Linked DNA regions of Homo sapiens: region 1 is linked to region 2. The links are chromatin loops, found by intact Hi-C in ENCODE. Cell type or tissue: PC-3. All regions are shown on one strand. Links, peaks and the distances in the headings refer to the core of each region. The heading gives the core; the rest is flanking DNA. Region 1 overlaps PRKG1 (protein kinase cGMP-dependent 1). Region 2 overlaps PRKG1 (protein kinase cGMP-dependent 1).

Region 1 (5,394 bases), core at 173-5,172, 140 kb after region 2:
TATCAGTACTTACACAGATTCCTATGCTACCTCACCTTCAGCTGCTTTGAGGAAGAATGGCCCATATCTTTCGTATAAGCCATGGAACCTATCTTTTAAGTAAGGCCATTCCAAATATGATCTACTAATTTGATGAGAATCTATCAAACTATCCAAAATTAGTATTATTTACATTAATAACAGGAAATCTAGAATAGTGGTAAGTTTGAAAACTAGCATTTTGTATCTCTAAGAGGTTTATTCCCAGGCATTTATGAAAATAAGGAAGATAAATAATGACCATAAGCACCATGGTCATCTCAGATAGTAAATACATATCTCAGAATAATCTCCTTTCGTCATTTGTACTAAAATTATATGGAGATTTCATAAAAAAAACTAATTTTAAAAAAGAAGACAGCAAAAGAAAAGACAAAGTATAGCATTAGCTCAAATCTTGTTTAGAAAATGACTTCCTTAATAAGATGATTTTTGTTTTCTTAACTAATCTAGACATGAAAATGTCTTTCTAACTACAATTGGGGCATGACAGGAATGTTGAAATAGTTAGAGATTAAGGAAAGGTCATAGTTTTACATGTTCACATTCAATAAGGTAACAAATGGATTTTATAAGTTTTAGGTTCCTGTAGTTCCTAGTAGAGACTTAGTATTAGAGATGATCATGGTATTCGTGTGCATTTGATGATACACAGGAAGGGAATTGAGTATTATTAAAGGTGACACAATTCTATTATGATCAGTAAACACTGTCTTGATTTCAAATAAGCCTGGCCACGGAATTCTGTGACTGATAATAAGTGAAGGATGAGTCTAGGCAAAAGCAATAACAAAAACAAAACCTCCCTTGCAAGGACACTTCCCCCATCCTAACTAATAGTTTATGGAAAGCTTCTCTTAGAGAGATTTGGTTAGGTTGCTATTGCCTTATCGGAAGGCTAAAAACTTGGCAGCTGCTCTCAAAAAAGTCAATAAGGCCACTTGACATAAACTGGCAAAACCTTAGTCTCATCACCCTAATCTTAAGACACTGAGCAGCTTCATAATCCAAATAGAGAACACCACGAGTTACTGACAATTCTTCAGGAAAACAAGGTCAGCTTAATTAGGTCACATGAAAATGTTAGAAGGAGAAATGCAGCATCTTTAAACAGGTAATCTGATTTTCAAAATAGCTGTCTAGTATAAGGACATTGTAATCTACCATTTTTTCCTTGAAGGCAACAATGCTTTCAAAATCAGGTAATAGAGATTAAATAATAAACCTATCGCAACTAGTAGCTAAGTCATTATTGTAAAACAAGAGATGCCATTGTAGACACATTGAGTGAATATTCTATATTAGTTTAGGCAGGGTGTCTAGTGGAGTCCAGAATGATGTTCTTCTTAACAAACATGGTATCCCCAAGGTCAGGAGATCGAGACCATCCCGGCTAACATGGTGAAATCCTGTCTCTACTAAAAATACAAAAAATTAGCTGGGCGTGGTGGCACGCACCTGTAATCCCAGCTACTTTGGGAGGCTGAGGCAGGAGAATCACTTGAACCTGGGAGGCAGAGGTTGCAGTGAGCCAAGATCATGCCACTGCATTCCAGCCTGGGTGACAGAGCAAGACTCTGTCTCAAAAAAAAAAAAAAAAAAAAAGAAAAGAAAAGAAAGAAAGGAAAGAAGGAAGGGAAGAAACTTGGTATCCCAAGGTCTGAAGGACAAAAAGAACCACCTATAACATGATTATTCTTGACTGAAGCCAATCAAATCTCTTAACCATATTCTTGAGTGAAACAGTGCTTCTTAAAGTAAAATTCACTAAGAAAGTTTTTTATCAGGTAAAATTAAAGTAAGCAGTGAACATTTTGGGAAGGTGTTATTTTAGGCTTTCACACACAAATACCTGAGATTCATACAAGATCTAACTAAGCCAACAAACTCTTGTAGTTTTATGTGAATCAAAGGACTGAGCCTCTGGAGATTTGTCTAAAACTGAACACCAAGTTTTGAAATTGTGTTAAAATCAGTCTAAGGCCAGTATACCCAAAAGAAAACTAAAGTTGATAACTCAAATGCCTCCATAAATATAAAAGAGAACACAAAAATGCTTTTGAAGTAGTTTATGAAATAGTAACACAATAGAAAGGAATCAGCTGATAATCTCAGGCACATAGTAGAGTGTTACGAAAACACTGAGCTAAAAGAGGATAAAATAAGAACAGTCAAAACTGAATCATTAATGATTTCTTATTAGACAGCATTTAAAACTTTTCTTTAAAATGGAGGCCTTGATAGCACACAACTTTTCTGGTCTGTGATATGCCAAAATACTACTAAAGAATAAAAAATAAGATAAATTTACCAAGTTTGGTACCAATCTACTATAATTAACACAGAAGATAATGTTTATCTATATTAGACAGATATAAGGACTTAGAAATAAATGAATCCAACTTATGTTTTTTAAAATGATGGGCTCAGATCAAGACATGGAGTCACTGTGTTCAAGTTTTTGGAGACGTAAGCCCTTTGTGCTGCTCTGAGTCAAAAAGGCCAGCAATATGCAGGTTATCATCAGGGGGACAATAGAGAAAATACTGCCCTAACCTTGCAGGGAGCTGTGGGGCATCAGCTTCTGGAACACTGTGTCTTTTTCCAGCCACTGTTCTTCCAGAGAACAATTTGTTCTTCCAAATTGTTCTTTCATAATTTAGGCAAAGCAGGTTATCAGGAAAGGCAAAACAGCCTATTTGTACGGATAACTATTAAGAAATCAATCTCTTATTTTTGGTCTGGGAAATTATAAAGCTTAAAAAAATGAATTAAGCCTTAATAATTAAGATGTGCATGAATATGGGGAACAATAATTCATTCACCAACTTTGAGGTGACAGCTTTTTGTCGTAATAGGGAAATAACTTGAAAGGAAGCTACAAAAGGTAACATTAATTGCACGTAGAACATACTTTGAAATTATAAAGTTTCTCAATTTAAGAGACAATACAATATGCATTGACCAGTTTAGGGGACCTATAGAAATTGGCAGATTACAGGTAACATAATAATAGATTGGTAAGAGAAGATGGGGCACATCTCAACCTTTTGAGATTGATTTTTTTAAAAGACCATTACTCGTCAAGTATAACTGGGAACTACTATTAAAATCTAATTGCTGTAAGGACTTGTGTCCAAACAAATTCAGTCATGAGATCATCTAGACAAGAATGAGAACTTTCAGTGTCCTATAAAATCAAATGTAATTCTTCTAATTGGCTATACTATATGTTCCATAAGGACAGCCTCTTATTTACTACTGTATCCAAAAATTTTGGCAAATATTAGGTTGAAACATATAAATTTGCTGACGTTCAACCACACTTGAACTATAAAACTTGTTGAATTTTGCATGATTCAACCCACAAGTCAAAGTTATTTTACTATTTTTAATATATTAAATAAATAAATGACTTAATCTAGATGTTTTGACTGATATATTTTATAGGATCAATGAAAGTTCTTACTGATAGGGAAACATCCTTGCAGATGTGAATATTCTCAAAAGCTCAGCTGCCCTGCTTTGACCTAGCTGAACACTTTCAAGTTTGAAGACTTCCAAATTTATAAAAGTCATTTATTCCATGTCTGTATGTATATATTAGGGTGAATATAAAACCTGTCTGTGATGAGGCTCTTGTTTTCAGGGTGGTTACTGCCCCACTGGTAGAGGCCAACACCTACATATCTATAATAAGCAATGCTATTGGTCACAAAGTCTTGCACCCATAGGAGGTTCAACTAGAACTGCTCAGTTTGGGTTTTAATAAGATTCAATAATAATTCAACTTTCATGGAAAAGGCAGAACTTAACCTTGTCTTCATCTATGAGTAAAATTTGCAGGCAAAGTATAAAGTGGAGGCATTTTTTGATATAAGTTTGAGGGAAGAAGAAGCAAATGTGTGGGGATGCCCATGAAGCCTTTCTAGCCATAAGAGAAGTTCTGTCTTGGAGAGTCACAGATAAAACTGTGGATAAGTAGGATGAGATTTCTGTGCAAGGGGCTGAATTCTAGGTTTAGAATATAAAATTTATTCATTATGCATAAAAATCTTCAGAGGTTTATGAGAAGGAAGTACGTAGAAAACCATTAAAGTTTTTAAGTAGAAGGTGAACTGAATTTAAAGATTAGTTCAAATTATCAAAGACTATACTTGCTAAAATAAACTATTTGTAGCATATACAGGCTTGTCTCAGTTTAAATAAAGACCAATTACATTTTCAAACCAGTATTTCAAGCAAGTTTACAGGACACACACACATATTTAGAATTAAAAGTATTACGTACAAGAGGATAAACCGTTTTCTGGTAAGAATTAATACAAATTAGTGTAGTTTTTAACTATCATTTTTGAACTGAAAAAGACAATTGCAACAGCTATTAGTCCATTTTCAGACTAAACCTCTATGACGACTACTTAGTCACTCAGAAAAAAAATTAAAGAAGTATTTTGTGTGCTTATATTTACCGCATACACACATATAACAATGTTTATACCAGATTCTACATTTTGATGGAACTTATGCCACTGTTGTCAATATCATGTCTTGCAGAAATTGCATAAGCATAATTATACTTTAAAATAAACTCATGAATTATCTGGCTAGAAACACAAATAGCAATTGTGAAATATATTGGTGAATGTTTGAAGCAAAAAAAAAAAAATACCTGTAGATCAGAAAGCACAAAACAGAATAATTTAACCACTGAGTTACTAAGCGATATGCATAACCTTCATTAAGTAACTTCTATTAAGATAAATGGGAGCCATGCAGCTAAAGCTAGTTCAGAGAAAAAAAGAGAAGGAGAGAAACAGGGGGTGCTGGGTGGGGGTGTAGGGGGAAGGGACTCTCATATTGAAATCTTCTGGTGACTTGGGAGGTCAAAAATCATTATGAAGTCATTCTTTCTTGTAACTATCCATTGATTTCCTATTGCTAGCGTGGACTATATATGTTTGTAATATTTTAAGAATACAGTAAAAGCTAGCTATAAAGAAACTCATTTGTACATACACTGGGGAAATGACAAGCCTAATCACAATTCCTTTAATATAATTTTCTATGATGGAACTTGTTATACAGATATTTATTCTGGCAACAACATAATAAAAGGATTCAAACGAATTACTTTGCTGCTGTTCTTCTGTGTAAGTTATTTTTAAGCTTGTTGTCCCTACTTCTCTAAGAGATAGAAATTGTCTACATATTCTGATTAAGTGTATGCCCCAGGAAGGGATGCTTTCCATCCACCAAGGAAAACGTGCTCTATAGGAAAAGAGCTGGTTATTAACAAAGCAGTGAAGAGCACTCACACAGTTGCCAGTAAGTCACAAATTCCCATGAGGACAA
Region 2 (5,394 bases), core at 338-5,337:
TATTAGTCTGTTTTCATGCTGCTGATAAATACATACCCCAGACTCAGAAACTTACAAAGGAAAGAGGTTTAATGGAGAACTCACAGTTCCACGTGGCTGAGGAAGCCTCACAAGCATGGCGGAATGCAAGGAGGAGCAAGTCATGTCTTATATGGATGGCAGTAGGCAGAGAGAGCTTGTGCAGGGATACCACTGTTTTAAAGCCATCAGATCTCATGAAACCCACTCACTATCATGAAAACAGCATGGGAAAGACCACCCCCATGATTCAGTCATCTCCCACCAGGTACCTCCCACAACACATGGGAATTATGGGAGCTACAAGATGAGATTTGAGTGGGGACACAGAGCCAAACCATATCAGATGGTAAACCAGTTTATACCAATTGTACTATTTTTTGTTTTATATAGATTGATTGACTGATATTAGCATGAGTGTGAAAAAGTTATTTCTGTGAAAACTATGTTGACTGTTTCTACAAGATTTTATAAAAGGAGCTAAAAATACAACATTGTTAAATACTGTGGGGGCAAGGTAATTTTTTAAAATACTTTAAAAATCTTTAAAATCTAGAATTTACCCTGATACTTTGTAAGCATCCAAATCCTTGTTTCACTAAAAAAAAAAAAAAAAAAAAGGATTGTTACTGGCAATTTTAGACAAAGCAGGTCAATGCTTTAATTTCCTCACAGAAATTTTTCAGGCAGAGGAAGAAAAATCCTTGAGGAAATGTTATCTGAGGTTTGGTGCTGCCATAGTTGTCTCCCTTTAACCTCCACGGGATTACGCAGGAGAGACACCAGCCTGCCACCATTCCAGTCCTCCTCCTTCCCCTTCCTTGTGATGTTATATACTGAGGAGAACAGAATATACCCTAATCTCTTGCTAATTAAAGTGTGCTCCTTAGACCAGCAGCACCAGCATCACCTGGGAGCCTGTTAGAAATGCAGAATCTAGGTGCCCACCCAGACCTGCTGAATCAAAGCCTGCATATTAATAAGATCCCCAAGGATCCACATGCAAATAAATGTTTGAAAAGCACTGCTTTAATCCTACAAGAAAGTGAAAACAATGACAACAACAAATAAAAGCACCATAAAATTAATATTATGACAAATAGAAGGGATTTTTAATTTACCTACATGGCTTCCCTTCCACTAGCAGAGAAAATCAAGAATTGGCAAAAATCCTTACCCAATCTGAGGAAAATAGGAGATAGCCCATGTATTAGATGCCACATTGGACAAGCAAGCAGACAAACAAAAATCTTGTTCCTTCACAGATAATTGAGTGAACATTGGATCTACTGGGAAACCTAAGACAGCATAATTGAAATTATTGTTGTTTGGGGAAGACACCTGAATGTATTTTGTCCATATGTGTAACCCTTTTTTCCTTAGATATGGAGAAGAAGTTGTATTGAATTGGTAGAAACATTTATATTTATTATATATGATCACCAGAAACATGGCACACCAAAAATTGTTTCAGCCAAGCTGTGACTCTCTGGAATGAATGCCACCACCATTCGTCAAAAAATTATCTCATAAAACCTAAATTGTTCTCTAATCCCACAAATCTCATTATTTTTCTGGTAGGATATACTATCCAGATAGGAATGCTAACATCTGGGTACTCCATTTTCTTTTGTAAATGTCTTTCCCTATAACCCAGAAATATTGCCTAACATCACACAGAGCTTATCTAGACTAGAAACAAGATTTCTAGAAGAAATTTTGAAGCTGTCAAATCAGCATGCTTATGATTCAGTGTGAATAAACCCTCAACAGAATTCTGCTGCTAACAATTTTTCAAACCTCATCTAAGTATTCTAAAGTGTCAAAAAGAAAGGACCAGTATAACAAGAATAGTTCAAAGGATCAGCCCAGTGTTTGTTCTGTTACTTCATTTTCAGTAAATGTATTGGAAATGGTAGCAAAACTCTATACTGCAATTTGTGCTTTTAACCTTGTCTTTGAACCTAATCATAATTAAGAGTACAAATTAACCAAATCAACATTTGTAAATTAAGCAAATTAACTTTTTTTTTCTTGAAAGTTTTCATTGGCCTTAAATGAGTGAACTCAAAACATTTCTAGCAAACAACAATTTAAATTCAAATCAAGGCCTTTCAAGTGGTGACATCAAACCATCAAGAGGCTGTAAAGATGGCTGGGTGTAATATATGCCTGTAATCCCAGCACTTGGGAGGCTGAGGTGGGCAAATTACTTGGGATCAGGAGTTTGAGACCTGCCTGGCCAATATGGTGAAACCCCATCTCTACTAAAAATACAAAAAATTAGCCGGGCCTGATGGCGGGCACCTGTAATCACAGCTACTTGGGAGGCTGAGGCAGGAGAATACCTTGAACCAGGGAGACAGAGGTTGCAGTGAGCCAAGATTGCACCACTGCACTCTAGCCTTCCTCTAAAAAGAAAAAACAAACAAACAAACAAACAAAAAAGGTTGTAAAGAAAAATTGGGAACTTAAGAATCTTCCCTTTTCACATGTGTTCAGACTACTTGCATTCCAGTCCTAATTGGGGCTTTGTTTGCCTATGGGGGAAACAAATGTGCTTAACTAGAATGTTTTGTGAATTGGAAGGAAGATGGCTTATAGGATCTTTGATTGGTGGGGATTTCATTGTCATCATTTTCAGATAAACATGTTTTTAGAAACTTTTCCCCTAGTTAGTGCCTGTACTGACACAAGCAAGCTAGTTGAGCTTTGGCCAGTGATAACCTTGGTTTAAAATGGCCAAAGCTCCATTATCCTATGCAATCTAACACAGGAACAGAAAACCATATCCTGCATGTTCTCACTTATAAGGGGGAGCCGAACGAGAACACATGCATACTAAGAGAGGAACAACAGGCACTGGGGCCTACTTGATGGGGGTGAAGAGGGAGAGGATCAGAAAAAAATGCCTTTTGGGTACTATGCTTATTACCTGGGTGATAAAATTAATTGTACACCAAAGCCCCGCGACACGCAGTTTACCTGTATAACAAACCTACACATGGACCCCTGAACCTAAAAGTTAAAGAATAAAGTAAAATAAAATGGCCCAAAACTACTCGTCCTGAGGAATTCAAGCTGGATTATTCCGGGTAGAGGAAAAAAGAGGCTTATCTGCATCTCTTGCCCATTCTTTCATTTACCCAGGATTACATAGAAGGAAGGGGATTGATGGGCTGGTCAGTGACTCAGCCCATGCCAGCCAAGCAGGATTGTGAAACTGATCTCCTTTCAGGGCCAGCACTGTGGCAAAGGCTCACAAATGACCAGGGCTGAAGAGTGGTCTCTTCAAAGAAGAGAGGAGGCAGGAAAGAATGAGGGAGGAATAGTTACTTTTTTTGTTTTGTTGTTGTTTTGTTTTCCCCACAAAACCACAGACTTACTCCACATATATGATCATGGCTGGTCACCCCAAGCAGGAGGAGCTGTCTCCAGTTCATTTCCAGCTGTTCAGAAAGTCTTCTGTGTCTTCCCCACCACATTATGGAAGCTTTTTTGTCTAGTCTTTTATTTTAATAAAAAATGAAATATAACATATTGATATAGACATGAAATATAATTATTTAAAATGTTTTTTAATTCCAATAGGCATTTTAATTTACACAGTGAGCAAATACTTTGAGTTGATGGAAAGAGACTATAATAGTGCAATTTCAGACATCAGCCACAAGATTAGGGGGAGTGGAGTTATTTATTTTTGAGGGAGGGAGTTAGTAGCAAGGCTCTTGCAAGTGTTCCAGAACCAACACATGCCACTTATGAGTTCTATGTCCTCTTTTGGAAGGTTGGGTCATAAATAACATACAAACAGCATGTATTGAGAACCTACGAAATGCCAGGCATTTGACACGCAGCATCTTTAACTTCACTAAAATTGGAGGAAGTTGACTAATTTGCCCTAAGTCACAACAGCTCATAAGAGGTGGAAGCACCATTGAATCCAAGTTTGTCTGACTTCCAAGCCCTTACTGTCCCCATTATATCATTCAGTTTTATGAAAGAGACAAGTAATAAGGTCGAACAGTATCCACACTGAGGGCTGAATGTGGAGAAATATTAGGCATCATTTTCACTAAGTGATGAAGGTCATTACAGGTCTAGAACATGTGATTTTTGGGCAACAGTGAAAAATTTATGAAATCAATCTTTTGCCCTTATGTTTTTTCTTGTTGTTTTTTCTCCCAAGAACCAAGTACTAGACTTGGGTTTTAGGATTATAGAGGCAATGAAAACCAAAACTTAGAATGAAGACATACTTATATGGAATAACAATAATTTATAAGAAATCCATAAAACTAAATATATATTTTTTAATCGAGACAAGATCTCTCTCTGTCACCCAGGCTGGAATGCAATGGCGTGATCTTGGCTCACTGCATCCTAAGCCTCCCAGGCTCAAGCGATCCTCCCACCTCAGTCTCTTGAGTAGCTGGGGCCACAGGCATGCACCACCATGCCCAGCTAAGTTTTTGTATTTTTGGTGGAGACAGGGTTTTGCCATGACCTGGGTGGTCTCGAACTCCTTAGCTCAAACTATCTGTTGCCCCGGCCTCCCAAAGTGCTGGGATTACAGGACTGAGCCACTGCGCCTGGCCAAATTTTATATATATATATAAAGTAATTCTAGTCAATATCTAATTTAAACAATCCTGTGACCTATTTTTCCCATGGTGTCTTTTTTTAACATTTTTATCAACATATAAATTACACACCATAAGATCCACCTATTTAAAGCATCCAATGTAATGGTTGTTACGATAGTCATAGAGTTGTGCAGCCACCACCACACCTACATTTAGAACATATTCATCACCCCAGAAAGAAACACTGGATCCACTTCCTACTCTTTTACTCTCAGCCTTAGGCAACCACTGTTCTACTTTTCCTCACTATAGATATTCTGGATATTTCCTAAAAAGTGAATCATACAACGTATGGTCTTCAGCTTCTTTTACTTAACATAATTTTTAAAAAAAATTTATCCATGTTGTAGCATTATTGTCAATTAGTATTCTTTTGTATGAATATACCACATTTTATTTATTCATTCACCAGTTGATGGATATTTGTGTTGTTTTCATTCAGGCTATTATGAATAGTGCCGGTGTGAACATTTGTGTGCACATATGTTTTCATTTCTCTTGGGTATATACCTAGGAGTAGAATTGCTACATCATATAGGAACTTTATGTTAACTTCAGAGGAACCATTAGACTGTTTTCCAAAACGACCAAACTATTTTACATTCCCCCGAAAAACAAATGAGGGTTCCAGTTTCTCTACATCCTCTTGTAACTGCAATAGACCAATCTGATTCTGTTTTTTTGTAACAAAGTTGTGAGTTTTTCAGTTGCCATGGACTCCCAGGTTGAG

Evidence for each region. Peaks named below come from ENCODE experiments on the same cell type or tissue, not always from the same donor. Only the 100,000 strongest peaks of a DNase experiment are listed, where the experiment ranks them.
Region 1: it touches region 2 in a loop (2.1-fold over the local background); 1 of 110 quality-filtered maps calls a loop at or near these places.

What each region holds. Positions count from the first base shown.
Region 1 is chr10:51,545,371-51,550,764 of GRCh38, reverse strand. All of the region lies in intron 3 of PRKG1 (protein kinase cGMP-dependent 1), which reads right to left. Among named protein-coding and RNA genes, the nearest start is that of CSTF2T, 150 kb to the left of the region's middle. In PC-3, for the core only: no CTCF peak of the experiment used is centred there; no DNase peak of the experiment used is centred there.
Region 2 is chr10:51,683,810-51,689,203 of GRCh38, reverse strand. The region is part of intron 3 of PRKG1 (protein kinase cGMP-dependent 1); the gene reads right to left. Among named protein-coding and RNA genes, the nearest start is that of CSTF2T, 13 kb to the left of the region's middle. In PC-3, for the core only: no CTCF peak of the experiment used is centred there; a DNase peak (open chromatin) is centred at 3,223; H3K27ac peaks cover 287 bases.